Regions from separate parts of the Mus musculus genome. Here region 1 is linked to region 2. The links are chromatin loops, found by intact Hi-C in ENCODE. Cell type or tissue: gastrocnemius. All regions are shown on one strand. Links, peaks and the distances in the headings refer to the core of each region. The heading gives the core; the rest is flanking DNA. Region 1 overlaps Kcmf1 (potassium channel modulatory factor 1). Region 2 has its middle 3.0 kb from the start of Kcmf1.

Region 1 (5,378 bases), core at 169-5,168, 57 kb after region 2:
CACTTTTATTAGCTAAATTTATTTAATAATTTATATTGCTTCTAGTTTTCCATTAAAGTCTGCCGAGACAGAAAGAACAAAAGAGGGATTAATGGATGGCACAGTGGGTAGTGTTCACTGCACCAGCATGAGGACCTCAGTTCAGATCCCCACACCTATGGGAAAAGGGGGTTCTGTTGCCATAGCCCTAAGAGGTGGAAACGAAAGGATCCTGGTAGGCTCCCTGACCATCAGTTGAGCCAGTTGGTAAGGTTCAAGTTTAGTGAGAAAGGTAGCAAGCAGTAGACTCACTCAGAACTTGGAGCCTTGCTCTTTTTTTCCTGAGGAGACCTGGCTTCAGTTCCCAGCACCCACATGACAGCTCACAACCTGCCCAGTGACTTCACCATCTTCTGGTCTCTTCAGGTACTAGGCATGCACACGATGCACATGCATACATGTTGGCAAAACATTCATTCACATAAGTCGTTCTGAAAATAGTAACATGAAAATTAGTCTATGGCATAGTTAACTTGGACTTGGGAATGTAGCTAGGTTGGAACAGTGCTTGCCTGGCATGCACAAAACCTGGGACGAGTCTCCAGTATTAAATACACCAGCCATAGCGCTTCCCTGTGATCCCAACACTTGGAAAAGGGAGGAAGATCAGGATTTCAAGGGCCAGCTTGGCTACATGAAAATCAAGTTTCTAAACTATAATGTGTATGGTGATTCTTTGGGACTTTACAAGAAACTACAATTTCTCCTTTCTTCTTGCACTTAAATCCCTCAGTGCAGTAGAACGTGTGTGTAGGTGGAACACAATGCATAGTAGAGTGCTTAGGCAGGCATAGAATGAGAAGTGCTCAAACAAGATCCTATGGTTAGAGTCCCAGCTTTGCCACTTAAAACATTTAGCCCTAAGACAAATCTTTTCCTATCTTTAGTTTTATCATCAGTACCCTATTCAGGAATCCTGCCAGTTATGAGGGATTATTAAAAATACTGATCATTGTCATTTATTGTGAATTTAAGGAGGCATTTTTCAGAGTGGTTTATCTTTGCAGTAGCCTATAAGGCCAGTGAGTACCTCTTACCACCAGGCAAGAGTGGGTCAGTGTAAGCTGCATAAGGCTCTGCCTGCTGCCATCATTACCTTCCTACAGAGACTGAACAACAGCTGTGCCCTTTGAAGTCTGGGCACCCACCTGAAACACGCCTGCCAGTGTGTGTCTCCCTGGAAGTTGGCTGCACTGTGGGTGAAATATCTTGCCAAGAAAAGGACGTCTTACTAGCCAGGCATGGAGGTTCATGTCTTTAATCCCAGCATTCAGGAGGGTGAATAGAGAGAGAATCTCTTATGTACTGTGTGGAAGAATCACCTATCAATAAAAAACTGATGGCCTATTAGCTGAGGTAGAAAATAGAAGGTGGGACATCTGGCAGAGAGAGAGGATTCTAGGAAGAGTTAAAAGTAGGAGATTCACCCCAAATTCTGAGGAAGTCAGATGCATGAAACTTCGAGGTAACCAACTGTGTGGCATAGACTAAAATAAATGGATTATGTAAGTTACAAATAGTTGGAATGAGCCAAAGCTTATGGTCTAGGCATTTATTCATATAGGAGCATATCTAATTCTCAGAGTCATTATTTCTGGGAACAAAGAGAAAAGCTCATGGCTACAGATGAAGCCAGAGTTCGAGGCCAGTCTATGTACTGCAAAATTGTGCATCCAAAAAAAAAAAAGACCTGACACGGTGGCACACACCTTTAATCCCAGCACTCAGGAGGCAAATAAGGCCTGGTCTACAGAGCAAGTTGTCAAGGAGCTAGAGAGAGGGTTCAGTGGTGAAGAATACCTGCTGATCCTGCAGAGAACCAGAGTGTGATTTGCAGCATCTATACCAGGAGGCTTACAAGTGCCTGTGACTCCAGCTCCGTGGTATCCAGTGTTCTCATCTGCCTCCACAGACACCTGCACTCAGGTGCATGCGACAGTTGGGAAGACATTGCCCTCTTGGTTTTTGTTTAGTATATGTATGTGTTTTCTATATCTTTTTAATTCCAAACTACTCGGTAGAGTTAATCAGAGTGATTTCATTTCCTGTGCATTTAAAAAAAGATTTTTTTTTAAAGATTTATTTATTATTATATCTAAGTACACTGTAGCTGTCTTCAGATGCACCAGAAGAGGGCGTCAAATCTCATTACGGATGGTTGTTAGCCACCATGTGGTTGCTGGGATTTGAACTCAGGACCTTCGGAAGAGCAGTAGGTGCTCTTAACCACTGAGCCATCTCTCCAGCCCCCTAAAAAAAGATTTTTAAAAAATGACCAGAGCATAATGTGTTGTCTCACACTCTCTGTCATTAGACACACACTGACTTCTGAAAGGACCGTTGTCTCCTGAAGCTGTGTAATAGATGCATGGTGACCTGCAGTCTGCAGATCTTCCTCTCCTACTCTTTCCCTTCCAGAGTCTCACTCTATAATCTAGACTGGCCTTGAACTCATGCTCCTGCCTCAACTTTCAGCAACAGGGCATGGTAAAATTTGCCTATAATCCTTATAATTCTTTTTTTTTTTTTTTTTAAGAATTATTTATTTAATATACATGAGTACACTGTAGCTGTCCTCCTCAGACACACCAGAAGAGGGCATCAGATCCCATTACAGGTGAGCCACCATGTGGGTGCTGAGAATTGAACTCAGGACCTCTGGAAGAACAGTCTGTGCTCTTAACCACTGAGCCATCTCTCCAGCCCCAATCCTTATCATTCTTAAGGTGGAAGCAGGAAGATCAAATATTGAAAGTCATCCTAGGTTACATTGTAGTTAAAGACCAGCTTATTTGCTTTTGGGTTCTTTGGACCTTCAACTGTATTAGCATGCTTTATAAACTTTGAACAGAAAAGCAACTGCAAGCTGGGCATGGTGACACACGCCTTTAATCCCAGCACTTGGGAGGCAGAGGCAAGCAGATTTCTGAGTTGAAGGCCAGCCTGGTCTACAGAGTGAGTTCCAGGACAGCCAGGGCTATACAGAGAAACCCTGTCTCGAAAAACCAAAAAAGAAAAGCAACTGCAGCATCAACAGGGGCATTTATTTCCTGCTCTGTGTGAAGTGTTCATATTATCCTGGAGCTGACTATAAGGACACTGTTTTTTCCAGGGAGGTCAAAAATGGTTGGCATGTTAAGTGCCTAAGTCAGAGAGTGGACCAGCTAGTTTGGCTAACCTTAGTTTGAAGATCTTTAGCTTAGCAGCTCTTTTCTGACTCATCAAAATATTGAATCCTAGTGCCACATTTTATCTGCACCTCAAGACATAGGCACTTTCTTAGCTCTTTCCCTTAAAATTAGAATAATACTGACTTCCAATATTTCCCAGCAGGGGATGCCTCTTCTTGTATGTCTCTAGTTCATCTGATACTATGTGATTAATCTTCTATCCACCCTGTATCTCTGTTATAGATTTGACTTCTCTCCCAACATTGACCAAAGCCCTCTTCCAGAGCTGAAAACCTCAGTAATTGTTGGGAATGTGTAGCTATTACTCAGCCTCCAATCTGCTAGTATTCTCCTGTGACATTCTTAAAATGCTCTTGACCATGGGTCCTAGGGGCCATTTCAGTGTGGCTGTAGTGGTGTTTGGTGAACTAACTTTGGCCCCTTTTAAGTTCTGTAGCTCTTCTCTTATCTGAGCCGCAGAGCTCATCACTCTGGTAGTTTTTAACTGAGACTTTGAGCAAGTTAGCTGATCTCTGCTTGAGTTTCCTCTTTCTTTAAAATGGTAAATTCCAACTGCTGGGGCCAGAAAGATGCACACAGAACACAGAGTCAGGCCTGGTTGTTGGTCACAGCATAGCTAGTAGTAAGTAGGATTTTCAGCTTTTTTCCTGGCTTCAAAGTCCTGGGATTAAAGGCATGCACACCTGAAAATACCTGGCAGTATTTTCAACATTTTTTTTTGTTTGTTTGTTTGTTTTTCAAGACAGGGTTTCTCTGTGTAGCCTTGGCTGTCCTGGAACTCACTTTGTAGACCAGGCTGGCCTCGAACTCAGAAATCCGCCTGCCTCTGCCTCCCAAGTGCTGGGATTAAAGGCGTGTGCCACCACACCAGGCTCATTTTCAACTTTTAATATCTGTCCATGTTCCATGGTCAGCCAGTGACTGTCATGCCACTGACATGTCTTGCCATCCTCTTGGAACTTGGTAGGAGAATGGCATGGTGGTCTGATGAGGTGACATAATCAACCCAGCAGTCTGATGTCAACCCCAGGCCTCACATGAAGGTGGGAGGAACTCGACCGGACGCCTTACATTTACTATGATGGTACATACGCATTTCAAACGAGAAAGCAAGCCAGCATGGTGGTATGAGCCTTTAATCCCAGCACCGGACACAGAGGTGGCTGGATCTAAGAGTTGTAGGTCAGGTTTCCTGATCTACCTAGCAAGTTGCAGGCCACCCAAGAAGACCCTGGCCCCCCCAAAAGAAATGGGGAAGAGTAAAAGAAAATGCTTTCTTGAGTCTTTGTGCATACCTGTATTCAGGAAGAGTACAGCGGGAAAGAGAAAGGTCCTTAGTGGTTTAGAGCTGCACTCGAATCAGTGCCCGCTCTGCTGATCCCAAGCCTCCAGCAGGCAGCAGTCGCTTGCTTGCTTTGTTTTGTGTTTTGTTTTTTCAGAGGAATTTCCACCAGGATTTTCTCCAAAGCTAGTCTGGCTGCCTCTATGGTTTAGTTTCTGTGTTTGCTCGTTTGTTTTGGTTGTTTATTTGTTTTGTTTTGTTTTCAGCCTCACCGAATCCACTGAACTCAGGTTTGAAACACAGTGTGGAGATTTATCCGAACATAACTCACGTGTTGAGGTCACCAAACAAAGCGTCCCAAGCAGACTATAGAACTTGGCCTCGCCGTTCATTATTCATGGACTTTTTACCAATACAGTCTTTCCTTTTTTACCTGTACAGGTTGAATGATCCCAAAATGTCTGAAGCAGAGCGCCAGTCCATGGAGAGCGAGCGTGCGGACCGCAGCCTGTTTGTCCAGGAGCTCCTTCTTTCCACGTTAGTGCGCGAAGAGAGCTCGTCCTCAGATGAGGATGATCGGGGGGAGATGGCAGATTTTGGTGCTATGGGCTGTGTAGATATTATGCCTTTAGATGTTGCTTTAGAAAACCTAAATTTAAAAGAGAGTAATAAAGGAAATGAGCCTCCACCACCTCCTCTTTGATGACCTCCCCACTCGAAGACAATGTCCTCTGTGCTGTATTTGCCAATGAAAGTGGACAACAGCTATCCTGGGTTTGTGTGGTGATTGTAATTTCAGGTCTGTCACTCTTGTTACATTGTGTACATTCAAAAGGAAGAGAGAAATATATATGATAATCATTTCC
Region 2 (5,378 bases), core at 247-5,246:
CAGAGGCAGGCGGATTTCTGAGTTCGAGGCCAGCCTGGTCTACAAAGTAAGTTCCAGGACAGCCAGGGCTACACAGAGAAACCCTGTCTTGAAAAACCAAAAAAAAAAAAAAAAAAAAAAAAAGATTTGTTTTGGTGGTGGTGGTGGTTTTTTGATAGAGGGATTCTCTGTATAGCCCTGGCTATCCTGGAAATCACTTTGTAGACCAGGCTGACCTTGAACTCAGAGATCTGCCTGGTTCTGCTTTCTGAGTCCTAGGATTAAAGGCATGCATCACTACCACCCAGCTATACTTTTTTTTTTAATATTTAACTCTGTGTCTGTACGTGTGTGTTCTTGAGTTTTGGGGTACCCACAGAGGCCCTAGAATTGGACTTAACACTGGTTGGGAGCCACCAGACTTGGGTACTAGAAACCAAGTTCAGGTCCTCTGAAAGCACAGTACTAACCAGTAGCCACTGTGTCATTTCTTTAGTCCCTTATATTTCTATATTCAAGAACCCCCCTGAAACCGGAGTAATGAGTGGTTATAAGCCACACAGGAAGGTGAACTAAGACTGGTTCCTCGGCAAGAGCAGTATGCACTTTTAGTCTCTGAGCCATCTCTTTAGGCCCTCTTAGATTATTTTATAAGGGGGATGGGAACACATTTCTAACCCTCAGTGGGTTGTAACTAAAGCCATCTGCAAATGATGTTTTTCCACCCATCCACTTTGTTCCAAGAAATAACGAAGCTGAGACTTAATATTTCATGAATAAAGATTCTAGGCCATGAATAAAGCTTTGCTTGTTTCCCCGACTAGCTCATAATTTAATTACCCATTTATTTTACTCTAAGTCATGCCACATGGCTAGCTACCTGGTCCTCAGCTTCATGTGTCTACCTCCTCCGATGTTGTGGGAGAATCTCCTGTGCCTGACTCAAACCTCTCTGCCAGATGTCCCACCTTCTAATGTTTTCTCTGCTCAATTGGTCAATCAGCATTTTACTGACAGATGAATGTTTCTATACAATGCACAAGAGATTATCTCTACGGTGGATAAACCACTTTTCATGAAAATGTGAGGGGTTGGGATTCAGAGTTCCAAACTCCAGAAATCCAAAAACTAGCTGTATCAGTGAGCTCTGGGTTTGATTGAGAGACCTTGTCTCAATGAATAAGGTGGAAGAGCCAAGTAAAGATCTCTGACATTAACTCTTGGCCTCCATACACAGGTATGTGCATCCAAATCATAAAGCATACATGTGTACCAGATACATACATGAAAAACAGAAAAATTATTATAAACCTTTACCAATTATCGCCAGCTGTTTTCTCACTGACATCCATGGCACCCTTTTCTGTGTTAAGAAAACACAACAAAGCTGGGTGTGGTGGGGCACACCTTTAATCCCAGCACTTGGGAGGCAGAGGCAGGTGGATTTCTGAGTTCGAGGCCAGCCTGGTCTACAAAGTGAGTTCCAGGACAGCCAGGGCTACACAGAGAAACCCTGTCTCGAAAAACCAACCAACCAACCAAACAAACAAAAAAACCCAAACACACAACAAACAAGAAGCTCCTGAATGGAGCTGTCCTGCCCTCTCAGCCTCACTACCTCCCACAATGTCTTGCCTTTGATTATGATCCCACTTCATCTTGGCTCCAAATGACTAATCCATTCGCTTATCACTAGTACATCCTGGTGAAGGAAGGAGGGCCTGTGGTTCCTGCCCCCCTCAATCTACCAAAAAAGATGAAAAACATCACACACCTAGCTTTAACAAGCACAAACTGAGCAGACAGGAAAAGCTTACTAAGTAAGGTACAAGGAATATGGACTTAAACTGGGGCTTGAATTATCTCAACTCCCAATAAACAGAATGGAGAGCAGGTGCAGGGCCCAGAGGCAGGAATCAACATGGGACACGGAGACAAAGGGCCACAGCAGAAAGTCGGGATGGCGGAAAGCACGTCAGGCTGTTAACAGCAGCCCTACCTACAGCTCGCAGGAACTCACCTGGTTTTTTAACTTTCAATTTATGTGCGTATGCCACAGGTGTTTTGGTGCTTCTGGAGCCAGAAGAGGGTGGGTGACAGGTGCCCGGAACGGGAGTTGGAGGCATTTGTGAAGAGCCAGACCTGGGTGCTGTGAGTTGCTCTTGGGTGCTCTTAGCCATGGAGCCATCTCCCCAGACCTTTTGTGAAGAACCAGACCTGGGTGCTGTGAGTTGCTCTTGGGTGCTCTTAGCCATGGAGCCATCTCCCCAGACCTTTTGTGAAGAGCCAGACCTGGGTGCTGTGAGTTGCTCTTGGGTGCTCTTAGCCATGGAGCCATCTCCCCAGACCTTTTGGTGCTTCTTTGTTTGTACCAGTGCAGCTTAGCTGGCTTTGTCCTGACTCCTAAATGCCAGAACAGGCATGTATCACTATGCCTGGCTCTTGCTTGTCTTTTGTTTTTGGAGACAGGGTTTCTCTGTGTAGACCTGGCTGTCCTGGAACACCAGGGCCTTGAACTCTGAGTGAGATGGCCCTGCTGGGATTAAAGGTGTGTGCCACCACCTTGCTTTTTTTTTTTTCAAAGTACTTTTTCCTTATGAGATGGCTGGCTTGGAACTTGTTTTTCTTTAACAAACCAAACCCAGACACCTGAGTTTTATTTACGTGTGTGTGCCTCACATACAAGGGTGCCTGCAGAGGTCAGAAGAGAGCATTGGAACCCATGGAACTGAAGTTATAGGTGTTTGTAGGCCATCTGACTTCTGTGCGCTCAACTGCTGAGTTACCTCTAGTCATACTTTTGTTTGAGGTAAAAATCTCTTATGTAAATCAGGTTGACTCTGTCTTTTGAGTGTTGGGATTACAGCTTGAGCCACTGAGCCCAGACACTATTGATTTTCTTGCTTAAGGACAGGTTCATAGTTCAGAACTCTGACAAGCATACCCAGCAATGTCAAGATTACAAGTACAGTAGAGAATATGATCTCAAAAGTCCTCAGTAGACTATCTAGCTCCCCAAGCCTCACTCTGCTGCATAGGATTGCTCACGTCATTTGTGTCCAGGTGACTTATTTCATGCTTTAACAGGACTGACAGGACTCTTTTTTTTTTTTAAGATTTATTTATTATTATATGTAAGTACACTGTAGCTGTCTTCAGACACTCCAGAAGAGGGCGCCAGATCTTGTTACGGGTGGTTGTGAGCCACCATGTGGTTGCTGGGAATTGAACTCAGGGTTCGGAAGAGCAGTCAGTGCTCTTAACCGCTGAGCCATCTCTCTGGCCCTTCTCTTGGACACTTGCCCTAATCTTTTTTTTTTTTTTTTTTTTTTTTTGTCTTTTTGAGGCAGGGTCTCCCAGTGTAGCTCTGCTGACTGTCCTGGAACACTCCATGGAGACCAGGCTGGGAGCTATGCCTGCCTCTGCATCCCATGTGCTGGAACTAAAGGATGTGTGCCACTACGCCTGGCTCATTTCCCCCTAATCTTAAAACCTTAAAGAAGTACAGAAAAACACAAAAAGGTGCAGCTATTGTCTGCTGATCTACTGATGGTATTTAAATCTCATTAGGATTTATCTGACTGTTGTTTTAAGGACTAGAACTGGGCCATCTATGGAACACAGTAAGTTTGGTAAAGATACCTGTGACTTTCAACTGGACATGGGGGAAACCAAGGAGGCATGGGAAGGAGATCTAGGGCAGGAAGAGCTGGAGATTCACGGCTAAGCTGGGATACTAACAATGAAATCACTGTCAAAAAAACATGGTAGTCCCTTGGAGGTCAGACCAAGCTATGTTTCCTCCCATGAACAAGACTAGCTAACCCTACCGGGCAGTGGTAACACAGGCCTTTAAACCCAGCACTTGGGAGGCAGAGGCAGGTGAAAAAAAAAAAAAAACTAGCTAACCCTTCAATACAGTAAGACTTGTTTTTAATGTTTCTTCCCCTAGCATCATGCCTGTACACAACCCTGAGTGACTTTTCCGTAGACTTGGGACTTGGGGCACACTTCACCTCACAGCTCCAGCCCCTTCTTCCTCCTCAATAGTCTCCTTTCTATTTTCACCCAGTTTTTTCCATACTTACTGGTATTCCTTTCTGGAAGTGTTGCTTTTGTTGGCTACTCTAAATGCTCCAGCATTTTTACAGAACTGCTTACAAACTTTGATACAAATTTATAAAAAACCATTATTCACCACCTGTGTATGCGTTAAGAGCTGCTAGCCTGACTTTCACAGCTCAAGTTCAGGGAACTGGCTTACACCCAGGATCACTTGCCAATAATAAAATGTGTAGGGTTGTCAGAAAGGACCCACTAACCAGGATGTCGATCAGGCTAACTACAAACCCTGCTCTCCCTTTGTAAGCCCTACTAGGCATAGTCTTCCTCAGGCCGGTCTGTAGTGTGCGGAATTCCACACCCGAAACAGAAATATTTGTTATCTAGTCCTCATTTAAACCCAAATTAGGTGGGGGTGTGGTGGAAGATGCCTTTCGTTCCAGCCCCTGGGAGATGGGAAGGTCAGAATCAGCTACTTGAGCAATTCAAGGACTGCCTCGGGCTATCTGAGGTCATGCCTCAAAACCACCCCCAATTTAATTACAGCTAGTTTCTTGGGTAGACAGGGATGACCTACTATGTAGTCTCTCGGATTAAGCCTTTTAGTATTTTCAAAACCAGACATATCTTAAATCATATTCAATAAAATATTGTAACAAATAGGGTCCTTCCTTTGCTACTCTACACGTCGAATCTTGGTACTGTATCTCTCCTGCATCTATTGATATGCTTGCCCTTTTTGAAAGTCACAGAAGCTAAGGCAACCAACGCTTTGTCCAGGTCCCACAGTCGGTGGAGGGTGGGCAAATTAGGAAAATCGCCAAAGCAAGCAGTACCTTGGACCCTAGTTTCAGTAAACTTAGCTGGGAACTTTGTCCAATCTCGAGACTACCAAGGCAAAATTAACCACCCAAAGCGAACCAATTTAGAGCGAAGGCTCAGCAAGGTTAAGTCACTTGTTCAAGGTTACACCGAGCATATCAGAACCAGAATCCCAGGGCTGAACACGTCTTAACTCCAGGGCGCGATCTGTTCTACCTGCGCCACGCCACCACTGACACGTGGTCAGGGGTAGTCTCAAGTGTTTGTCGAGTTAGCAATGCCTGAAGAGAAAGTAGCCTGTAAGGAGCCTGGGTGGAGGGAAAGACCTGCACACACAGCCGGAAGCAAAGTACCCCCGAAGCCCACCAAGTTTTTCCCGCAGCGCATTCGAGCGGGCGGCCGAGCCGGCTCGCTAGGCCTCGGCCTCCCCCTGGGTCTGGGGACCCGCGAGCCCCGGAGGCCCGACTGCCATTCCCTTCTGGGTCCCCGGCTTTCAAAGCAGCACACAAACACAC

Evidence for each region. Hi-C counts contacts between places; a loop is a spot of excess contacts. Peaks named below come from ENCODE experiments on the same cell type or tissue, not always from the same donor. Only the 100,000 strongest peaks of a DNase experiment are listed, where the experiment ranks them.
Region 1: it touches region 2 in a loop (2.4-fold over the local background); 14 of 42 quality-filtered maps call a loop at or near these places.

Annotation. Positions count from the first base shown.
Region 1 is chr6:72,842,706-72,848,083 of GRCm38, reverse strand. Kcmf1 (potassium channel modulatory factor 1) reads left to right here. Exons shown (of 7, transcript NM_019715.2): 7 at 4,954-5,378. The coding sequence ends at 5,215. Among named protein-coding and RNA genes, the nearest start is that of Kcmf1, 55 kb to the left of the region's middle. In gastrocnemius, for the core only: no CTCF peak of the experiment used is centred there; no DNase peak of the experiment used is centred there.
Region 2 is chr6:72,900,283-72,905,660 of GRCm38, reverse strand. No RefSeq gene overlaps it. Among named protein-coding and RNA genes, the nearest start is that of Kcmf1, 3.0 kb to the right of the region's middle. In gastrocnemius, for the core only: a CTCF peak has its summit at 3,151 (motif pointing right); no DNase peak of the experiment used is centred there; H3K4me3 peaks cover 834 bases; H3K27ac peaks cover 1,112 bases.